2 separate regions of the Homo sapiens genome follow, and region 2 is linked to region 1. A link is an interaction called in ENCODE POLR2A ChIA-PET data of the cell type or tissue named here. Cell type or tissue: endothelial cell of umbilical vein. All regions are shown on one strand.

What was found. ChIA-PET counts read pairs that join two places held together with the same protein. Peaks named below come from ENCODE experiments on the same cell type or tissue, not always from the same donor. Only the 100,000 strongest peaks of a DNase experiment are listed, where the experiment ranks them.
Region 2: POLR2A ChIA-PET joins it to region 1 with 9 read pairs; 1 of 35 experiments calls an interaction of 5 or more read pairs at or near these places.

The regions. Positions count from the first base shown.
Region 1 is chr7:76,416,648-76,421,647 of GRCh38, forward strand. It overlaps a transcript of ZP3 not described here. Among named protein-coding and RNA genes, the nearest start is that of ZP3, 5.8 kb to the right of the region's middle. RefSeq lists an enhancer at 4,485-4,779 and a silencer at 4,485-4,779. In endothelial cell of umbilical vein, no CTCF peak of the experiment used is centred here; a DNase peak (open chromatin) is centred at 2,804.
Region 2 is chr7:75,562,248-75,567,247 of GRCh38, forward strand. HIP1 (huntingtin interacting protein 1) reads right to left here. Exons shown (of 31, transcript NM_005338.7): 10 at 941-1,016; 11 at 688-828. Among named protein-coding and RNA genes, the nearest start is that of SPDYE5, 72 kb to the left of the region's middle. In endothelial cell of umbilical vein, no CTCF peak of the experiment used is centred here; a DNase peak (open chromatin) is centred at 3,094; H3K27ac peaks cover 1,655 bases.

The sequences.
Region 1 (5,000 bases):
AAATAGCTGGGTGTACTGGCATGCACCTGTAGTCCCAACTACTCAAGAGGCTGAGATGGGAGAGTCGCTTAAGCCTGCGAGACACAGGCTTCAGTGAGCCAAGATCATGCCATTGCACTCCAGCCTGGGAAACAGAGCAGGATGCTGTCTCTCTCTCTCTCTCTCTCTCTATATATATATACATATACATACATATATACACACATACATATATATACACACATATATACACACATACATATATATACACATACATATGTATACATACATATATATACACATACATATGTATACATACATATATATATATATATATATATATATATAATTTGGCATTTAATGATGAGGTAGTGAAAAGCATCCCCATATACTCCAGAGACCCTTTCCTTTCATATCCCTTTCAGTTTTTGTTTGTTTGTTTGTTTTTGAGATGGAGTTTCACTCTTTTTGCCCAGGCTGGAGTGTAATGGTGCGATCTCGGCTCACCCCAACCTCCGCCTCCCAGGTTCACGCGATTCTCCTGCCGCAGCCTCCCAAGTAGCTGGGATTACAGGCATGCACCACCATGCCCGGCTAATTTGTTGTATTTTCAGTAAAGACAGGGTTTCTCCGTGTTGGTCAGGCTGGTCTTGAACTCCCAACCTCAGGCTATCGGCCCACCTCAGCCTCCCAAAGTACTGGGATTACAGGCGTGAGCCACCGTGCCCGGCCTCATATCCCTAACTTTCATTGCATCCCTTACTGTGCAAAAAATGGGCTAAATCTCAGCCCACTGAGGTCCTTCCAGCTAAAGTCTGGAAACAGAATTAATGAATTCTGGCTGTAGAATTAATGATCATCACTATGTATGTATATGTGTCTGGCACATTCTCAAATTTGTGATTCCTCTTATTTTCCATCACACGCCAGGTATTTTGTCTTCCCAGGTTGACACGTAGAAAGAAAAGTACTATTTATTCTTTTATTCTTTTTTTTTTTTTCGAGACAAGATCTCACTCTTGTCTCCCTGGCTAGAGTGCAGTGGTGTGATCATAGTTCATTGCAGCCTTGAACTCCTGGACTCAAGTGATCCTCCCACCTCAGCCTCCCTAGTAGCTGGGACTACAGGCACACACCACCACACCTGGCTAATTTTACTTTATTTCTTGCAGAGATGGGGTCTTGCTATGTTGCCCAGGCTGGGCTGGAACTCCTGGACTCAATTGATCCTCCCAGCTCCACCTCCCAAAGCACTGGGATTACAGGCATGAGCCACCATGTCTGGCCTTTAATAGTGCTTTCTTTCTTTCTTTCTTTTTTTTTTTTTTTGAGACACAATCTCACTCTGTTGCCCAGGCTGGAGTACAATGACACAATCTCGGCTCACTGCAATCTCCGCCTCCCGGGTTCAAGCGGGTCTCCTGCCTCAGCCTCCCAAGTATTTGGGACTACAGGCACGTAGTCACCACACCTGGCTAATTTTTTGTGTTTTTAGCGGAGACAGGATTTCGCCATGTTGCCCAGGCTGCTGACCTCAGGTGATCCACCCGCCTTGGCCTCCCAAAGTGCTTGGATTATAGATGTGAGCCACTTTGCCTGGCGAATAGTGCTATTTTTTTAAAACACCTACTGAATATCTGAGTGAGTCCATAAAGTCCTTAAGATGGCCAAAATATCGCTTTGGGTGGCTGAGGCAGGCAGATCACTTGAGGTCAGGAGATCGAGACCAGCCTGGCCAACGTGGTGAAACACCTTCTCTACTAAAAATGCAAAAATTAGCCAGGCATGGTGGCACGCACCTGTAATCCCAGCTACTCAGGAGGCTGAGGCAGAAGAATCGCTTGAACCTGAAAGGCGGAGGTTGCAGTGAGCCAGGATAGCACCACTGTACTCCAGCCTGGGCCACGGAGCGAGATTTCATCTCAAAAAAAAAAAAAAAAAAAAAAAAGGCTGGGCACAGTGGCTCACACCTATAATCCCAGCACTTTGGGAGGCCAAGGCGGGCAGATCACGAGGTCAGGCGGTCGAGACCATCCCAGCTAACACGGTAAAACTCCATCTCTACTAAAAATACAAAAAATTAGCCGGGCGTGGTGGCAGGCGCCTATAGTCCCAGCTACTTGGGAAGCTGAGGCAGGAGAATGGCGTGAACCCGGGAGGCGGAGCTTGCAATGAGCGGAGATCGCGCCACTGCACTCCAGCCTGGGCCACAGAGGGAGACTCTGTCTCAGAAAACAAAAGGCCAAAATAATAACACATCTTTGCATTGGAGTTATTTTTTGGATATAGCTCCCCCAATGTACACATTGGGTGTTGTTAACTCAAACAGAAAGTATCAGAGAGACTCTTGAATCTTGGTTTGGTTCCTCATTGGCTGTGCAAACTTGAGCAAGTTCCTTAACTTCTCTGAGTGCTTATTCCCTCAGCTGTAAAATGGAGCAAATAGTGCCTTCCTAGATGAGTGTCAGGATTAAGGGACTCAGTCTAGTCCCTGCCGTATTGAGAATAAGCAATAAATGGTCATTATTGTTATAATAATTTTGGTCATTATTTATGAAAGTGGTCTAAAAAGTCACTTTTTCTTTATGATTTGTGCATTATTTTTGGAGGGTAGGGTCTTATTTAGCAAATATTTTCCAGCTCACTCTGCCCTGAAGATCATATTTTCTTCTCAAAGTTTTAGTTTTGTTCTTTCCCATTCAGATCTTTAATCTATCTAGAATTCATTTTTATGTGGGAAGTGAAATCCAGTTTTTCCCCAGATGGATAATAATTGACACAGCTCCTTTTCTTGAAGAGTCCATCTGTTTCCTCCGTCCGGTATCATGTTTCCACATATGCACGTGGCTGTTTCTAGGCTCTCTCATCTATTCCACTGTTTCTTTTCTGTCCTAACAGCAATGTGTCTTAATTACCATAGCTCTATAATATGTTTTTATATCTGTTAGGGTGTGTGTCTCATGATGTTCTTTTTCTTTCTCCCTTCCTTCCTTCTTTCTTTCTTTTTCTTTCTTTCTTTTCTCTCTCTCTCTCTTTCTTTCTTTCTTTCTTTCGTTCTCTTTCTCTCTCTCTCCCTTCCTTCCTCCCTCCCTCTCCCTCTATCTCTTTCTTTCTTTCTCTTTTTCTTTCTTTTTTCCCCCTCCCCTCCTCCTCCTCCTCCTCCTCCCCCTCCTCCCTTTCTTCTTTTTTTGAGACAGACTCTCACTCTGTCGCCAGGCTGGAGTGCAGTGGCGCAATCTTGGCTCACTCACTGCAACTTCCGCCTCCCAGGTTCAAGCGATTCTCCTGCCTCAGCCTCCCCAGTAGCTGGGATTACAGGCGCGCGACACCACGCCCAGCTAATTTTGGTATTTTTAGTAGAGATGGGGTTTCTCCATGTTGGCCAGGCTGGTCTCAAACTCCTGACTTCAAGTGATCCTCCTGCCTCGGCCTCCCAAAGTGCTGGGATTACAGGCATTAGCCACCACACCCAGCCTCTTCTTTCTCTTCCTCCTCCCCCTCCTCCCCTTCCTCTTCCCCTTCCTATTCCTCTTCCTCTTCTTCCCTCCTCCTCCACCTCCTCCTTCTTCTTCATAGAGATAAAGTCTCACTATGTTGCCCAGCTGTTCCCAAACTCCTGGCCTCAAGAAATCCTCCTGCTTCGGCCTCCCAAAATCGTGTGCTGGGATTATAGGTGTGAGCCACCACACTCACACCAGATGTTCTTTTTCTGCAAAAACCTTGGCTTTTTGATCCTTAGCTCTTCCATATAAATTTTAGAATCAGTTTACTAAGCTCTGCCCACATACAGCTAAAACATGTTGGGATCTTGATAGAAATTACAGATTAATTTTGGGAGAATTGAAATAGTGATGATATTGCATTTCCCATCCATGAACATGGAATACCTCTGTAAATTTAGACATTCTTTACTCTGACTGCCAATACAGTTTTGTTAATTTTTCCTCAAAGATCTTACATATCTTTTTTTGTCTGTTTTATACCTAGGAACTTCATATTTTGTTTTAGCAATTGCTTTTGGAACTTGGTTAACAGCATCGTCTTCTGTCTCACTTGAATCTGACACAGAGAGTTTTTTATGTTTTTGGTTATTTTTTGTTTTACTTTTTATTTTGAAATTAAACTGATGAAAGTTGCACAGATAACACTAAGAAACCTGTTTACCTTTTACCCAGGTTCAGCCAATATAAAGATTGATACATATCCTCCCTCTCTCCCTGTATCTCTTTATATTTATGTCTATATATAACATATATATACACATACATATATATTTCCACGTGTGTGTGTGTGTGTGTGTGTGTCTCCACTTTTTTTTTTTTTTAGTGAGACTAAGTCTCAGTCTGTCACCCAAGCTGGAGAGCAGTGGCACAATCTCAGCTCACTGCAACCTCCACCTCCCAGGTTCAAGTGATTCTCTTGCCTCAGCCTCCTGAGTAGCTGGGATTATAGGCGTGTGCCACCACGTCAGCTAATTTTTTGTATTTTTAGTAGAGATGGGGTTTCACCATATTGGCCAGGCTGGTCTTAAACTCCTGACCTCGTGATCTGCTCGTCTCAGCCTCCCAAAGTGCTGGGATGACAGGCGTGAGCCACTGCGCCCCGCCATTTCCACATTTTTTTGAGATGAGGTCTCACTCTATTGCCCAGGCTGGAATGCAGTAGCATGATCATGACTCACTGAAGCTTAGAACTCCCAGGCTCAAGCAACCCAAGTAGCTAGGTTCCCAAGTAGCTAGGACTACAGCTTCCCAAGTAGCTAGGACTACAGGTGTGTGCCAACATGCCTGACTAATTTCTTTGATTTTGTAGAGATGGGGCCTCACTGTATTGTCCAGGCTGGTCTCGAACTCCTGGGCTCAAGCAATCCTCCCACCTTAGCCTCCCAAAGTGCTGAGATTACAGATGTGAGCCATTATGCCTGGCAGATTTTTAATTTTTTAAAATTATATATATATACACACACATATATATGTATAATTTTTTTTTTTTTTGAGATGGAGTCTCGCCCAGGCTGGAGT
Region 2 (5,000 bases), 850 kb before region 1:
GAGAATGCCCCCTTTCTCGAATTAAACGGTTCAGACCTGTTTAATTTTTTTAATTTTTTTGAGACAGGTTCTCGCTCTACTGCCCAGGCTAGAGTACAGTGGTGCAATCATAGCTCACTGCAGCCTCCAACTCCTGGCTCAAGTGATCCTCCTGTTTCAGCCTCCTGAGTAGCTGGAAGTATAGGTGTGTGCCACCATACCTGGATAATTTTTTTATTTTAATTTTATGTATTTATATTTTTAGGGCCTGGTTCTTGTTCTCTTGCCTAGGCTGGAGTGCAGTGGCATGATAACAGCTCACTGTAGCCTTGGCCTCCCAGGCTCAAGTGATCCTCCCATCTCAGCTTCCCACATAGCTGGGACCACAGGTATGTGCCACCACATCTGGCTAATTTTGTAAAGATGGGGCCTTACTATGTTGCCCAGGCTGGTCTTGAACTGGCCTCAAGCAGTCTTCCCACCTTGGCCTTGCAAAGTGTTGGGATTACAGCTGTGAGCCACTGCACCCATTTATGACCCTTCTGGGAGCCACAGAGCAGGATGCTCAGCCTAGGTTGGTGCTAGGTGAATGAAGAGAAGCCTGAACCTGGTTAGAGTCAATGGGCTTTGGCCAGGGTCTCCCCCAGCCTCTCCCCTGTACTTGCAGGTGAGAGGAAAGGCCAAGTTTCTCTCCCAAGTGGTCCTCACCTGCTGAGAGGCATCCATGTCCATGAGGTCATCCTTCTCTAGGACTGGCTCGCTGTCGGGGGATGAGGCCTCTGCAGGGATCACCACCACAGGGCTGATATGTTCTGACAGGGCTGAGGCTCGCAGGAAGTTGGGTGGGTTCTGAAGACGGAGACACATCCTCAAATAGTGCTTGCTTGCCAGGCCCCGCCGGCCCTTAAGAGAGTACCTGGGGCCTCTGCAGTGCCGAGGGTGTGTGGTTGGGCATGCTTACCTCAGGCAGCTGGGGGATCTGAATGAGCCGCTTGAAGTACTGCAGGTTGCTGGAGCGGTAGAACAGATCTTTCAACCTAGGGGTGGAGAAGGACCTGAGGGGTGCTGGGTGTCTTCATCAGCCCCATGTAGGGGACAGAGCAGCCACCTGGCTTTCCTGCCCCCTCCCCAGCCCAAAGGCACAGGCTGTCAAGGAGATAAACTCCATGGTGCTGGGATTCAATTATGATGCTGCAGAGGATTATTTAAAGCTGGTCCTCAGTGACCTGCTGGTGAGGAAAGAGTAATTCATGCTACAAATCCTTTGGAAGAGTAGATAATCAAAAAGCTAATTTCTTCATTGCTGTAGAACACATGTTGTTATTTTGCAGATTTAACTTCCGAGGAGTGTTTGGTTTAGAGTAACATTAAAAGAAATTGACTTTCTCTGAGGATAAGCCATCTAACCATAGGAAAAGGGAAGGGAATTTTACTACAAAGGTAGCTCTCTTCTTTCATTACTTCTCTTTGTTTTTGGACTATTTGTTCTCTCCACAATTAAGACTATAAGTTCCTGGGAAGTGGGGACTGAGCTCCGCTGAGCTGTTTCCCATAATGCCAGGGACAGGGCAGCCGTTCAATAAACACTTGGAGAATTACAATCGTTTGGTACTATGTCCTAATCTTGGGTGGATATGCACATGAAGAAACCAATATTTTTTTTCTCTCTCTCTCTCTTTTTGTAGAGGCAGGGTCTTGCTCTGTCACCCAGGCTAGAGTGCAGTGGTGCAATCAGAGCTCATTGCAGCCTTGAATTCCTGGGCTCAAGCAGTCTTCTGCCTCAGCCTCCTGAGTAGCTAGAATTACAGGGATGCACCACCATGCCTGGCTAATTTTTAATTTTTTGGTAGAAACAGGCTCTTGCTGTGTTGCCCAGGCTGGTCTCAAACTCCTGGCTTCAAGCAATCCTACTGCCTTGGCCTCCCAAAGTGCTGGGATTACAGGCATGAGCCACCACATCTGGCAAAATCAACATCTTTTTCTCATTCTCAAATCTCTATTTTGAATCTAAACACTGAAGACCAAGAAACCTAAGAGAATCCAGACTTATATATTCTTCATTTTTATTTTGTTTGTTTATTTTTTGAGATGGAGTGTCGCTCTTATTGCCCAGGCTGGAGTGCAATGGCGCGATCTCGGCTCACTGCAAGCTCCACCTTCCAGGTTCAAGGGATTCTCCTGCCTCAGCCTGCTGAGTTGCTGGGATTACAAGCATGTGCCATCATGCCTGGGTAATTTTGTATCTTTAGTAGAGATGGGGTTTCTCCATGTTGGTCAGGCTGGTTTCGAACTCCCGACCTCAGGTGATCCGCCCGTCTCGGCCTCCCAAAATGTTGGGGTTATAGGCGTGAGCCAATGTGCCCTGCCTATTTGTAAATATTTTTTTGAGATTGGGTCTTAGTCTGTCGCCCAGGCTGGAGTATAGTGGCAAAATCATAGCTCACTGCAGCCTTGACCTCCCTGGGCCCAAGGGATCCTCTCACCTCAGCCTCCAAGTAGCTGGGAGTACAGGTGTGTGCCACCACACCTGGCTAATTTTTTGTGTGTTTTTGATAAAGATGGGGTCTCTCTATGTTGTCCAGGCTGGTCTCAAACTCCTGGGCTCAAGCCATCTACCCACCTTGGCCTTCCAAAGTGCTGGGATTATAGGTGAGAGCCACCATGCTTGGCCTGTTTTAATTTTTTTAGAGACAAGGTCTTGCTGTGTCACCCAGGCTGAAGTGCAGTGGAACGATCAAGGCTTGCTGCAATCTCAACCTCCTGGGCTCAAGCGATCCTCCCACCTCAGCCTCCTGAGTAGCTGGAGTTAACTACATCTATTCTGAGATGAAAGGGGTACATGGGCCTTAAATCCTTTGGCCTGCAACAATGAACTTTCTCCAGCTTAGTCCAATAAACGAAACCCCCAGGGTCTCGTTACAGCCTGTCAGATCCCAAGACTTAGGCCTGTCTCTGTCTCTGTGACATCACTGCTGCTTCCCCTGAATTCAAGGACAGTGAGGTCTCAGACAGCAGCCGTGTCTGTGTGGAACAGCAAAGTGGCTACTCAGGGGAGATGTTTTTCTAAGCTAGAAGCAAATGAAAGGAAATGAAATCACCTGACCACACATCCCCATCTTGCTGGTTTGGAGCCAACAGTAACAGGCTCAACTGCTTTCACAAGCTACCGGAATTTGACATTCCAGGAAATCAGCCTCAGGGCCTGTCTCCTTGGACTAAAGAAGCCATTTATCACAGAATATGTACTCGGCTTCTCAAATGGAACAGGGGTACCAGGAGGTGGGTACAACCACACACTTGTCCTTCGCTTGCTCCTGGGGAACCAGGCAGAGAAGCTGAAACTTGGCATTTGGGAGTTATGGTCAAGGGTGAGGAAATTAACAGGAAAAACAAGAGAGTGCACTTTTACACAGCTAAGTCAGGAGGCCCTTCTCAGCCCCCTCTGTCCTCCCAACTCTCACTCTATTATCCTTCCCTTTTGCCTGGTTTCGCCTCCCCTCCCCTCCTTTCCTTTTTTTTTTTTTGGATGGAGTCTTGCTCTGTTGCCCAAGCTGTAGTGCAGTGGCATGATCTCAGCTCATTGCAACCTCTGCCACCTGAGTTCAAGCAATTCTCCTGCCTCAGCCTCCTGAGTAGCTGGGATTACAGGGCTAATTTTTGTATTTACAGTAGAGACAGGGTTTCATCATGTTAGCCAGGCTGCTCTCAAACTCCTGACCTCAAGCGATCCACTTGCTTCGGCCTCCCAAAGTGCTGGGATTACAGGTGTGAGCCACTGCACCCAGCCTAAGTAAAGATCTTTTGTTTTTGTTTTTGTTTTGAGATGGAATCTCATTCTGACGCCCAGGCCTGAGTGCAGTGATGTGATCTTGGCTCACTGCAACCTCCACCTCCTGGGTTCAAGCGATTCTTCTGCCTCAGCCTCCCGAGTAGCTGGGATTACAGGTGTGCACCACCATGCCCTGCTAATTTTTTAGTAGAGACGGGGTTTCACCATGTTGGCCAGGCTGGTCTTGAACTCCTGACCTCAAGTGATCTGCCCACCTCGGCCTCCCAAAGTGCTGGGATTACAGGCATGAGCCACTGCACCCGGCTGGTGTTAGCAACTTTTATTGAGGCGGCAGTGCACAGCCAGCAGCGGAGGTCCTGTTCCTTGCAGCGCAGGGCTACTCCATACGCAGTGAGCCCAGAATAGCAGCTGTTACATTTATACCCACTTTTAATTATATGTAAATTAAGGGGCAGATTATGCAGAAATTTCTAGAAAAAAAGTGGTAAATTCCAGATTGTCAGGTTATTGCCATGGAAAGGGGCGCTAACTTCCGGATGTTGCCATAGCAATGGTAAACTGTCACTGCACACTGGTAGGTGTGTCTTATGCAGAGGTGCTTCCGCCCTTTCCCTGTTTTACTTGTCCTTAATTTGGTCCGATGCCCAAGCCCTGCCTCCAGAGTCCAGTCTCCCATCCCACCTCAGAAGCAGGTCATATTTGTAGGGTATCAACCAAACCTGCTAGTGGATTGGACATGGGGGATGAGGAAAATGGTGACTTCCAGATCTCTGGCCTAAATGGATGATGGCAGTATTTGTTGAGATAGAAAAGAATGGGGAGGGGCTGGGCACAGTGACTCGCGCCGGTAATCCCATCACTTTGGGAGGCAGATCACTTGAGGTCAGGAGTTCCAGACCAGCCCGGCCAACATGGTGAAATCCTGTCTCTACTAAAAATACAAAAATTAGTCGGGCATGGTGGTGGGCGCCTGTAATCCTAGCTACTGAAGAGGCTGAGGCAGGAGAATCACTGGAGATGGGGAGGCTGAGGTTGCAGTAAGCCAAGATCACACCACCGCACTCAAGCCTGGGTGACAGAGCGAGACTCTGTCTCAAAAACAAAAACAAAAACAAACAAACAAAAACAGAATGGAGAGAGAAAGGTTTTTTTTTGTTTTTTTTTTTTGAGAAAACCTAAAGTACAGTTTGAGATTTAAGTATGCTATACAGATGTCAAATTGGGGACAAGA